Linked DNA regions of Homo sapiens: region 1 is linked to region 2. A link is an interaction called in ENCODE POLR2A ChIA-PET data of the cell type or tissue named here. Cell type or tissue: Panc1. All regions are shown on one strand. Links, peaks and the distances in the headings refer to the core of each region. The heading gives the core; the rest is flanking DNA.

Region 1 (2,500 bases), core at 1-2,500, 260 kb after region 2:
CACCTGATACAGCCGTATTGTACATACCAGTTAAATATCAGCCTACCTTGTAACATCACGTGGAGAGACTCTAGAGCAGGTTAGGTTGGGGTGTGAGGTGATAGCAGAGAAGGAAAGACCCTGGGCTTTTGAGCCACCTCATGGTTTTTACCCCATCTGGCTGAATCTACAGGCCCATCTCAAGTAGAGAGGCCAGACTATAAAAGATAGTTGGTTTCCACAGTTTTTCTTGATCTTGAGAAAAGACAAAAAAATAAAAATAAAAAAGAAGAAAAGACAGCCAGGGAAGTGACTCTCAGAAACCCAGGAACCTTATAAGCTAAGCTGCTTCTCATTCTTCTCCTTCACTGGGGATGGAATTGTCTCCCTCATACCTGCCTTCGGATCCGAGCCTATAGCTTGGGAGGGCCTGTCACGCACACAGTCGAAAAGGCTGGAAGTTACTTCCAATGGATAGGGGCCCAAATTGTAGGTAACAGCCCATTTTATTTTAGGTTGGCAGAGAATGGAGACATAGTTGAGAGATCACATTTGACATCAGAGGGCTTTTATGTCCATTGTGACTCCTCTGGACTCCCCGTATGACAGTCAGCATGCCATTTGTATCCCTACTTCTGGGGCTGTGGCAGTACAGAGTTGTGCCCAGTAGGCCAACAGCATCACCTAGAAAAAAAAAAAAAAAAAAAAAAGGTGTAGCCTCACCTCCCATAGATTCAGTTAGGGATGTCTGGGCTTTGGCTTGGAAGTCTCAATTTTTAAAAGTTTCGGCCGGGCGCGGTGGCTCACGCCTGTAATCCCAGCACTTTGGGAGGCCGAGGCGGGTGGATCATGAGGTCAGGAGATCGAGACCATCCTGGCTAACAAGGTGAAACCCCGTCTCTACTAAAAATACAAAAAATTAGCCGGGCGCGGTGGCGGGCGCCTGTAGTCCCAGCTACTGGGGAGGCTGAGGCAGGAGAATGGCGTGAACCCGGGAAGCGGAGCTTGCAGTGAGCCGAGATTGCGCCACTGTAGTCCGCAGTCCGGCCTGGGCGACAGAGCGAGACTCCGTCTCAAAAAAAAAAAAAAAGTTTCAAGGTGGTAGGTGAGCACACATGTTTGGCAACCACTGATTTAACTTACTTGGTCTCGTTTTTCACATTTGTGAACTTTTTCTGCCTGCTGTACTTGTTCTTACTTGGGTGATGTGAAATAAAATCGATTGACAGATGAGAAAACTCTTGAGTCCAGTGAGAATTGTAGATACCTAATCTGTCAAGCTGAGACTTAACCTATTTATTGATTAAGCATGTGGCTTTCTTTGTGTAGAGCAATGGTTTGCAATCCTCACTTCATTAGACTCACTTGGTAAGCTTTAAAAAACAAAATACCCTATCTTTACAAATTTGGTTTCAGTTGGTATGGGATGGAGCCTAGGCATTGGAATTTTTAAGAAACTTCCTATGTGATTCTTATACATAGCCAGGGTTGAGAACTACTAGTGTAGATAAAACTTACTTCTCCTGGGGATGGGTACAGTGGCTCATCCCTGTAATCTCAGCACTTTGGGAGGCAGAGGCAGGGGGATTGTTTGAGGCCAGGAGTTTGAGACCAGCCTGGGCAACACAGTAAGACCCTGTCTCTACAAAAATTTTTTTGAAAAATTAGCCTAGCCAAGTGTGGTGGTGTGTGCTTATAGACCTAGCTACTTTGGAGGCTGAGGCAGGATAATCACTTGAGCCCAGGAGTTTGTGGTTGCAGTGAGCTGTGATCAGACCACTGCACTCCAGCCTGGTCAACAGAGCAAGATCCTGTCTCTGAAAAAAAAAAAAAACCTAATCCTCCTTTCTCTTTGCTTCAGATCTAAGACCTTGAATGCATCTCAAGCCTTATAACAGCCAATGCTTTTGGTCCTTGGTTGTCAGTGTCAGTATCTAGCTTGTAGGAGCAGACTCTTTCTAAAATGTTCAAGCAGATTCTCTTTTTTTCTAATAGATGACTCCAAACTGCCTCCTCCGCCAACCCTGGAGCCCACTGGGCCTGCACCTTCCTTGTCTGAGCAAGAATCCCCCCCGGAGCCCCCTACTCTGAAACCCATTAATGATAGCAAACCTCCAAGCAGGTTCCTAAAGCCCAGAAAGGTGGAAGAAGATGAGCTCTTGGAAAAATCACCACTGCAGCTAGGGAATGAGCCTTTGCAACGCTTGCTCAGTGACAATGGCATCAACAGACTATCCCTCATGGCCCCTGACACCCCGGCCGGTACCCCACTTAGTGGTGTGGGTCGCCGCACATCAGTCCTCTTCAAGAAGGCCAAGAATGGGGTTAAGCTACAGAGAAGCCCAGACAGGGTCCTGGAGAATGGCGAGGACCATGGTGTGGCAGGCTCTCCTGCCTCTCCAGCCAGCATCGAGGAAGAGCGCCACTCCCGGAAGCGGCCAAGGAGCAGGAGCTGTAGTGAGAGCGAAGGGGAGAGGTCCCCCCAGCAGGAGGAAGAGACAGGTGACCCTGCCTGTGACTT
Region 2 (8,006 bases), core at 3,356-5,855:
TCTGGATAAGAAGAATGAATACTATAAAGATATAAATTCTCAAGGGATTTTATATTTTTAATACAACTCTAATGATTATTTCAATAAGATTTGTTTTTGTGGGGTGGGGACCTGACAAAAGATTCAAAAGTTGGTTTGGAAGAATAAATTGGTGAGAATGACTTAGCAAATTTTGAAATAGAACACTGATGACATAGGACTTCTTAACCAAATGTTAAAGTGTATTATACAGCAATACTAATAAAAACAGTGTGATGGCTAGGCACGATGGCTCACATCTGTAATCCCAGCATTTTGGGAGGCTAAGGTGGGCAGATCACCTGAGGTCAGGAGTTCGAGACCAGCCTGGGCAACATGGTGAAACCTCGTCTCAAATAAAAATACAAAAATAAGCCAGGTGTGGTGGCGCATGCCTGTAAGCCCAGCTACTCAGGACGCTGAGGCAGGACAATCACGTGAACCTGGGAGGCGGAGGTTGCAGTGAGCCGAGATTGTGCCACTGCACTCCAGACTGGGCGACAAAGTGAGACTCTGTCTCAAAAAACAAAAACAAAAACAAAAAACACTGTGATACTGAAGCTATACAGAAAAATGACATCCACAACTAAACTAGAAATACACTTTAGTTTTCATAAGAATATAATATTTTATGAAAATAACATATCAGTAGGGGAAAGAAGGCTTATTCAATAGATGGTTGGATGGTGGTATGATTTGCATGAGTGGCTTCCAAAATCCATCCACATTGTGGTGGTATTAAGAGGTGAGGCCTTTGGGGAGTGATTAAGTCATAAGGGCTCTGCCCTTGTGAATGGATTAGTGCCTTATAAAAGGGCTGGAGGGCTAGCATAAACCCTTTTGTCCTTCCACCTTCTGCCATGTGGGGATGCTGCTGAGAGAAGATGGAAGAAGCCCTCAGCAGACACTGAAACTGCCAGGACCTTGATCTTGGACTTCTCGCATTCAGAACTGTGAGAAATAAATATCTATTATTTACAAATTACCCAGTCTCAGATATTTTGTTATAGTAGCACTAATGAACTAAGATAGATGGCATATAGCCCAAAATAGTTAGCTACATAGATAAAAAATAAAGATTAAGCCTGAGTGCAGTGGCTCATGCCTGTAATCCCAGCACTTTGGGAGGCTGGGGCGGGTAGATCATGAGGTCAGGAGTTCAAGACCAGCCTGGCCTACATAGTGAAACCCTGTCTCTACTAAAAATATAAAAATTATCCAGGTGTGGTGGCGGGCGCCTGTAGTCCCAGCTACCTGGAAGGCTGAGGCAGGAGAATCGCTTGAACCCAGGAGGCAGAGGTTGCAGTGAGCCGAGACCATGCCATTGCACTCCAGCCTGGGTGACAGAATGAGACTGTCTCAAAAATAAAAAAAAAATAAAGATTACCCTTCAATACCTGTATACTGAAATACATTCTATTTACATTAAAGAGTATAACATATAAAAAATAAAAACATAAAAATCTAGAAAATGTGTCTTATTTACCTTCTAAGAGGGAATGACTTTCTAAATAAAAAGTAAATATAATAAGAAAAGGAAACATTAATAGATATGACTAAATATGTAAAAACAAATATATCGAGTATCATAATTATAAATTAAAAAATAGAGAAACTTCCATTTATAGTAAAAGCAGACTGCATAATTCAAACCAATTAGTTAGTCATTACTAATTATTAACTACTAGTTAACTAGTTGTTTTTTTATTAACTACCAGTTAACTAGTTGTGTGTGTGTGTGTTTTTTTGTTTTTTTTTTTAGAGTCTCACTCCGTCGCCCAGTCTGGAGTGCAGTGGCGCGATCTCGGCTCACTGCAACCTCTGCCTCCTGGGTTCAAGCGATTCTCCTGCCTCAGCCTCCCAAGTAGCTGGGACTACAGGCGCGTGCCACCACGCCCGGCTAATTTTTTTGTATTTTTAGTAGAGATGGGGTTTCACCAGGATGGTCTCGATCTCCTGACCTAGTGATTCGCCTGCCTTGGCCTCCCAAAGTGCTGGGATTACAGGCGTGAGCCATCTCGCCCGCCCGTTGTACGGTCTTAACTGTTTCAGATGTGGTGTCTCATTTCATCAACTAGGCTTTGTTTAATAATGATTTCTAGTCATTAGATAATATTAGATAATATTTTAGTGCCCATCTGTTTTAATTTCCTTTTTTTGTTTTTGGAAACCTTTAACCTACACAGGTACTGATTTGAAAATGCTAAAGTAGGCCCAGGTCTCAGTATTTTTTTTTTTTTAGACAGAGTCTCACTCTGTCGCCCAGGCTGGAGTGCAGTGGCGTGATCTCAGCTCACTGCAACCTCTGCCTCCCGGGTTCAAGCAATTCTGCCTCAGCCTCCCAAGCAACTGGGACTACAGGTGCCCGCCACCATGCCTGGCTAATTTTTGTAGTTCTAGTAGAGAAGGAGTTTCACCATGTTGGCTAGGATGGTCTCGAACTCCTGATCTCATGATCTACCTGCCTCGGCCTCCCAAGGTGCTAGGATTACAGGCGTGAGCCATCGCACTCAGCCAGGTCTCAGTATTAATAAAAGGCTGAAAATTCAGACTTATATATTATTCTCCTTTGCATTTGGTCAGCTTGAGTAAATCTCATACCACAACAATGTAAAGGTAATAAAGCTGAGGTATTAGACAAGATTATAGATCTGAATCTCTGCTAGTTCATTAGTATTATTATTCATCCCAAGAGTGGGTGGGGTGGGGAGGAATTCTAAAGGTATAGCTAGGGGAGACATTTAGAATATTTAGCAACTGGTAATAGACACTAACCAAGAATGCTGTAGAAGGATCCTTGAGGTCTGTGCTGGGTTGGGCAAACCCTCTCTTCAGTTAGGGAAATTTCTTGAATGGAACCCTGATGCCATGACAGTGAGGGCACTTGGCTGCTCAGATCCACTGCTATTTACCAAGTGGTAAGGGTGCATTTCAACATCCCAGATTCTGGTACAGCCATACTAAATACCTTTCCTGGACATTATTCCTCTATCTGATCAGGAATCCTGACTCCCAGCCCCCAACCACCCCTCACCCATCCCCCCACTGCCCTCAATCCCTTCCCCCAACCTCATGCTTTGTCGGTTTGTCTGACCTTGTCTGTTTCTGAGTAGGTTTCCCGTATCACTGTCTCGGATTCATCGATGCTTAACTCAGAGGAGCCTATGACCTTCCTTGACAAGGCAAACAGCACGGCGTCGTGAACGCTGAGGAACAGCTGGGTCTTGGTGATGCCAGCGTCAAAGAAATCATTCCTCTCAAATGCCCTGACTATGGAAGCTAAAAACCAAACCCAGAACACACACAATGTCAGATACTTGGGGAGCAGAGGACCCAGGGTGCAAAACAGCCCTCTCATAGGGTGAAGGATACTCACAGTGACACCCTGCAATGAGTATCAAAATGTTGGCGTTTTGAAAGGCATTGCATATCTGTGGGGGGAGAGAAAACCAGTATCAGAAGGCTTTATACTTGCTAGGAAAGGCCTTCTAATTAGCTAAGTTTTTGTCTTGTTTTGTTTTGGTTTTTTGTGACAGAGTCTCACTCTGTCACCCAGATGGAGTGCAGTGGCATGATCTCGGCTCACTGCAACCTCCGCCTCCCAGGTTCAAGTGATTTGTCCACCTCAGCCTCCCAAGTAGCTGAGACTACAGGTGCATACCACACGCCTGGCTAATTTTTGTATTTTTAATAGAGACAGGGTTTCACCATATTGGCCAGGCTGGTCTCAAACTCCTGACTTCGTGATCTGCCTGCCTCGACGTCCCAAAATGCTGGGATTACAGGCGTGGGCCACTGCACCCAGCCAATTAGCCGAGTTTTAAAACCCCTTTGGCCCTTCACTTGTCTGGGGGTATATGTACCTTGCATCCCAATTCAGCTCTACAAACATTTGATGAGTGGAGTTCTCTATGCCGGAAAACATCTACAGTGCTGGGAATGCAAAAGAGAATCAGACCGTGTCATGTGAGGGTGGGGAGCAGGAGGGAGAGCTGCCCATAGTCTCAAGGGGATAAACAGTATATATCAAGACAGGACGTCTGCAGGAGGAAAGCCCTAGCATAGAGACAGGCACAGGTGTGAGGCAAACACTCTGGAGAATCATCTCAAACAACCATATTTTGGCATGATGGCCTAGTGTTTGCATGAGACCCCCACTTCCCCCTGGAGTTTACTGAGCAGAGGAAGCAAGATGTGGCTCAGAGACGCTCAAGTGATGCAGTAGGGAACGGAATTCAGAAACCCTGAGGGTCACATTCAGAGCTGCCTTGCAAAGTTGCATTTGATTTTAGTAAAACATCAGATGTTTACTATCAGATAAGTAAACATCAGCTACTGTCCTCAAGTTTGCTTCAGCCAATATATACACTGTGGGGCAATAAATCTTGAAGTTCACTTCAAAGCAAATCAATATCGACTTTAATACTTAAGACTAAGTAGACACCAACCCTGAGCACTAAGTTAAAGTGTCAAAAGAAACGAACTCTGCTTCTTTCACTACCAAGAGGAAATGAAGTCATTCTTGATCATATGGCAAATCACAAAGTCATTTGGCAAAGGGCCACAACAGACTCTAAATGACAAGTGCTGGAAAAGGAAAGTCCCATGAATTAGGAAGAAGTTTAATCTGAGTGGCTGTCTCCAATAAGAATGGACTGATGGGTAGGCTGAGCGCGGTGGCTCATGCCTGTAATCCCAGCACTTTGGGAGGCTGAGGCAAGCAGATCACGAGGTCAGAAGTTCGAGACAAGCCTGGCCAATATGGTGAAACCCCGTCTCTACTAAAAATACAAAAATTATGCGGGTGTGGTGGTGTGCGCCTGTAGTCCCAGCTACTCAGGAGACTGAGGCAGAAGAATCACTTGAACCCGGGAGGTGGAGATTGCAGTGAGCCGAGATCATGCCACTGCACTCCAGCCTGGGCGACACAGCAAGATGCTGTCTCAAAAAAAAAAAAAAAAAAAAAAAATGGACTGATGGATTTTTCTTAGGTTCCAGTTTTCAATTATAAAGTAAATAGAATGATTTCTTCCAATAAGGAGGCAGTATACACAACTACAAAGGAAATGAAGAAACCTGTATTTTTAGAGTGCAAAAGTACACCATGAATCTCTGAAGGCTGAAAGTGAAAGGCGTCTGACATTGTCTCCATGTTGGGGATGGAACAGAAAGTCATCAACATGGGCCAGGTGTGGGTGGGTGCTGCCAAGGACCAGAACATATGGTGCCTCTACAAAAAGAGGAGGAGCAAGGGAGACAATGGCACAACTATACCATGGAACAGAGAGAAAGTATGATATAAAGTCAGATACTTAAAAGTTTCAATGCTGGACAGGCCACTTATGAGCTGTGAGCCTCAGACTCTTAGGGGAAAGTATGGCCTGTCTCTCAAGGCAGTTGTGAAAATTACATGAGATAGTGTATATACATGTGCCCAGCTCAGTCTGGCACGTAGTAGACACTCAGCAACGTGGGCTGAATAAAATCTAAAGTAACAACTACAGCCCAGGACCAGGAGGGGAGAACATAGCCCAGTAGAATAAGATGGAAAAGCCCAAATAACAACAGATTTTCAAAGTATAATTGAGTCAGAAAGTGGTGTTGAAAAATAAAAGGATCTCATGGATGGGAAAGCTCTTAATCTCTTCCAAACCTCTCATTTTGTAGATTAGGAAACGGAGACCCAGTTCAATTTAGTAACTTGCCTCGGGTCAGAAGGACAGTGAGCCAAGACAGAGCATACATCCCAGACTGCAAACCAGAGTTCTTTCTGCTATGAAAAGCTTCCTTTTGCCCCAGACCAAAGAGAAGCTGGACTCACTTAAGAGGCAGTCGTATTCCCTTAGGAGTAAGAAAATATGACAAAATAGGTTCTGAGGATAAAAGAAGGAAAACCATCCAAAGGCACAAATCTCAAAAGAGGTGTGCAAATCTCAAAAGAAGCACTCAAACACCATGAGTGTTCAGGATGTTCAAACCTGAGCCATCACCAAGAGGGAGACAGAGTGCTGTAAACTGGGATAAGCTGGCTAAAAAGGAATATTATACTTATGAGGCATTAAACAATGACATCAATATGGTTAGCTGTGCACTTAAACTGTCTGTACCATATAGGAGGAAGACAAAAGAGAACTGTTAGAGAAACCCAAGAGTAGAAAAGAAGTCAGGACCCGGGGACACAGCTTTTGAAGGGAAAATCATCCTTGTCCTTTTCACCTGATGATGTGTCAGTGAGGAAGGAAGTGGGGAAGACCCTGCAGGTACTGGACAGCCAGCCCCAAGTTTGAGGTGTCATTTCATCCCAACGTCTTCAAACTGGAGTACAAGACAGCCCAGTGCCTTTTACAGTGCTGGCTCAGATCAGCTGAACTGTGGAGAATTCCTGGTGAGCTGCTTTTTTTCTGAAGCATTCAGACCTATTCCTTGAAGAGATTTGCAGCTGACTCCCAGGATGTTCTGGGAGTTACTGGGCGTGGCACAGATTGCTGTTTCAGTGAAGTTCAGAGTGTCCTGTTTTTCATTTCTTGAGAAATAATAATGTTTTATGCTTACCAAACCAACCGCAGCTCAATACATCAGAATTGGTTCATTTTAGGCTGGGCATGGTGGCTCACGCCTGTAATCCCAGAGCTTTGGTAGGCCGAGGTGCGCGGATCACTTGAGGTTAGCAGTTTGAGACCAACCTGGCCAACATGGTGAAACCCCGTCTCTACCAAAAATACAAAAATTAGCAGGGCGTAGTGACACATGCCTGTAGTTCCAGCTATTCAGGAGGCTGAGGCAGGAGAATCTCTTGAACCTGGGAGGTGGAGGTTGCAGTGAGCCAAGATTGTGCCACTGCACTCCAGCCTGGGCAACAGAGTGAGGCTCCATCTCAAAAAAGAAAAAAGAAAAAAGAATTGGTTCATTCTCTTTTTATTTTGATTGACCTTATATTGTACTGCCTTTGGTGTCCAAGGCTCTGGTGGCCTAGCAGTCTCATAGCAGCTGATCAGTGACTAACAGAATTCAATCAGGATCAGGGTGGGGTTGGGATGGTAGGAGGGGGATCAGAGCTCCTGCCAAGGCCTCCTCAGTACTTACCTGTCTTAATACGACTAACCCCCGTGAATCCACGTAGTGTACCATGGAGAAATCCAGGATGATGGTGTGGACACTGGGCAGTAGAGACGCATCTGAGTAAGGGATGAGTGATCTCCTCCCCTGGCTTTCCGCCACATCAGGCAGTCCTGGTGAGCTGTTTCTTGATGAGTTATTAGGAAGCCAAACTTCCTCCACCTCCTCATACTGTTGCCCTTGATTTTTCTGAGACACGGACGATACTGTGTATGGCACTTGGTCTTCGGATGCAGTTTGGCTTGTGTTCATGCTCTCAAAATGTGAGCAGTGAATCAGGTTAATGGAGGATGCTTCGGGATCCAGTTTATTTTCAAATCGCTCTGTGTAAAGAATCTGGGACGACAGAGTTAAGGGAGGGCTGTGGTAAGACACCAACAAGGGCCGGAAGGACTTGCAACGATGCTATTTCTTGTCTCTGCCAGCTCATGTCCCTCTCTCATGAAACTTCTCCCGAGAGTAGGTACTGTGCATTTTTTACTTGGATATCTGTCACTTCAAGCTCACAACTGAAGCCCCCACAGTCATCTTTCCTCATCTTCACCACCCACGACACCCCCCTCCCAACTTCTGATGTTCATCACTGTCCCAGTGAGCCAGACTTAAAACATCTTTTACTCCTTTTCCTCATGCTTGGGTCCTAGTTAGTCTCCAGTGCCTACTAATACTTTGTGTGAAGTATTTTTTTCCCATCAGTCCCTTGTCTCAGCACCCTCTTCCTTCATCAGTGCAACAGTCTCCTTTCAGACTTCCTTAAGACAAAAAGCACTTGAAGGCTGGGTGCAGTGGCTCATGCCTATAATTCTAGCACTTTGGAAGGTCAAAGCAGGTGGATCCCTTGAGCTCAGCAGTTTGAAACCAGCCTGGGCAAC

What was found. ChIA-PET counts read pairs that join two places held together with the same protein. Peaks named below come from ENCODE experiments on the same cell type or tissue, not always from the same donor. Only the 100,000 strongest peaks of a DNase experiment are listed, where the experiment ranks them.
Region 1: POLR2A ChIA-PET joins it to region 2 with 5 read pairs; 2 of 35 experiments call an interaction of 5 or more read pairs at or near these places.

What each region holds. Positions count from the first base shown.
Region 1 is chr6:36,211,906-36,214,405 of GRCh38, forward strand. It overlaps BRPF3 (bromodomain and PHD finger containing 3), which reads left to right. Exons shown (of 13, transcript NM_015695.3): 8 at 1,975-2,481. Among named protein-coding and RNA genes, the nearest start is that of BRPF3-AS1, 16 kb to the left of the region's middle. In Panc1, for the core only: no CTCF peak of the experiment used is centred there; no DNase peak of the experiment used is centred there.
Region 2 is chr6:35,948,051-35,956,056 of GRCh38, forward strand. It overlaps SLC26A8 (solute carrier family 26 member 8), which reads right to left. Exons shown (of 20, transcript NM_052961.4): 17 at 7,102-7,470; 18 at 3,395-3,449; 19 at 3,113-3,297. Among named protein-coding and RNA genes, the nearest start is that of SRPK1, 31 kb to the left of the region's middle. In Panc1, for the core only: no CTCF peak of the experiment used is centred there; a DNase peak (open chromatin) is centred at 4,499.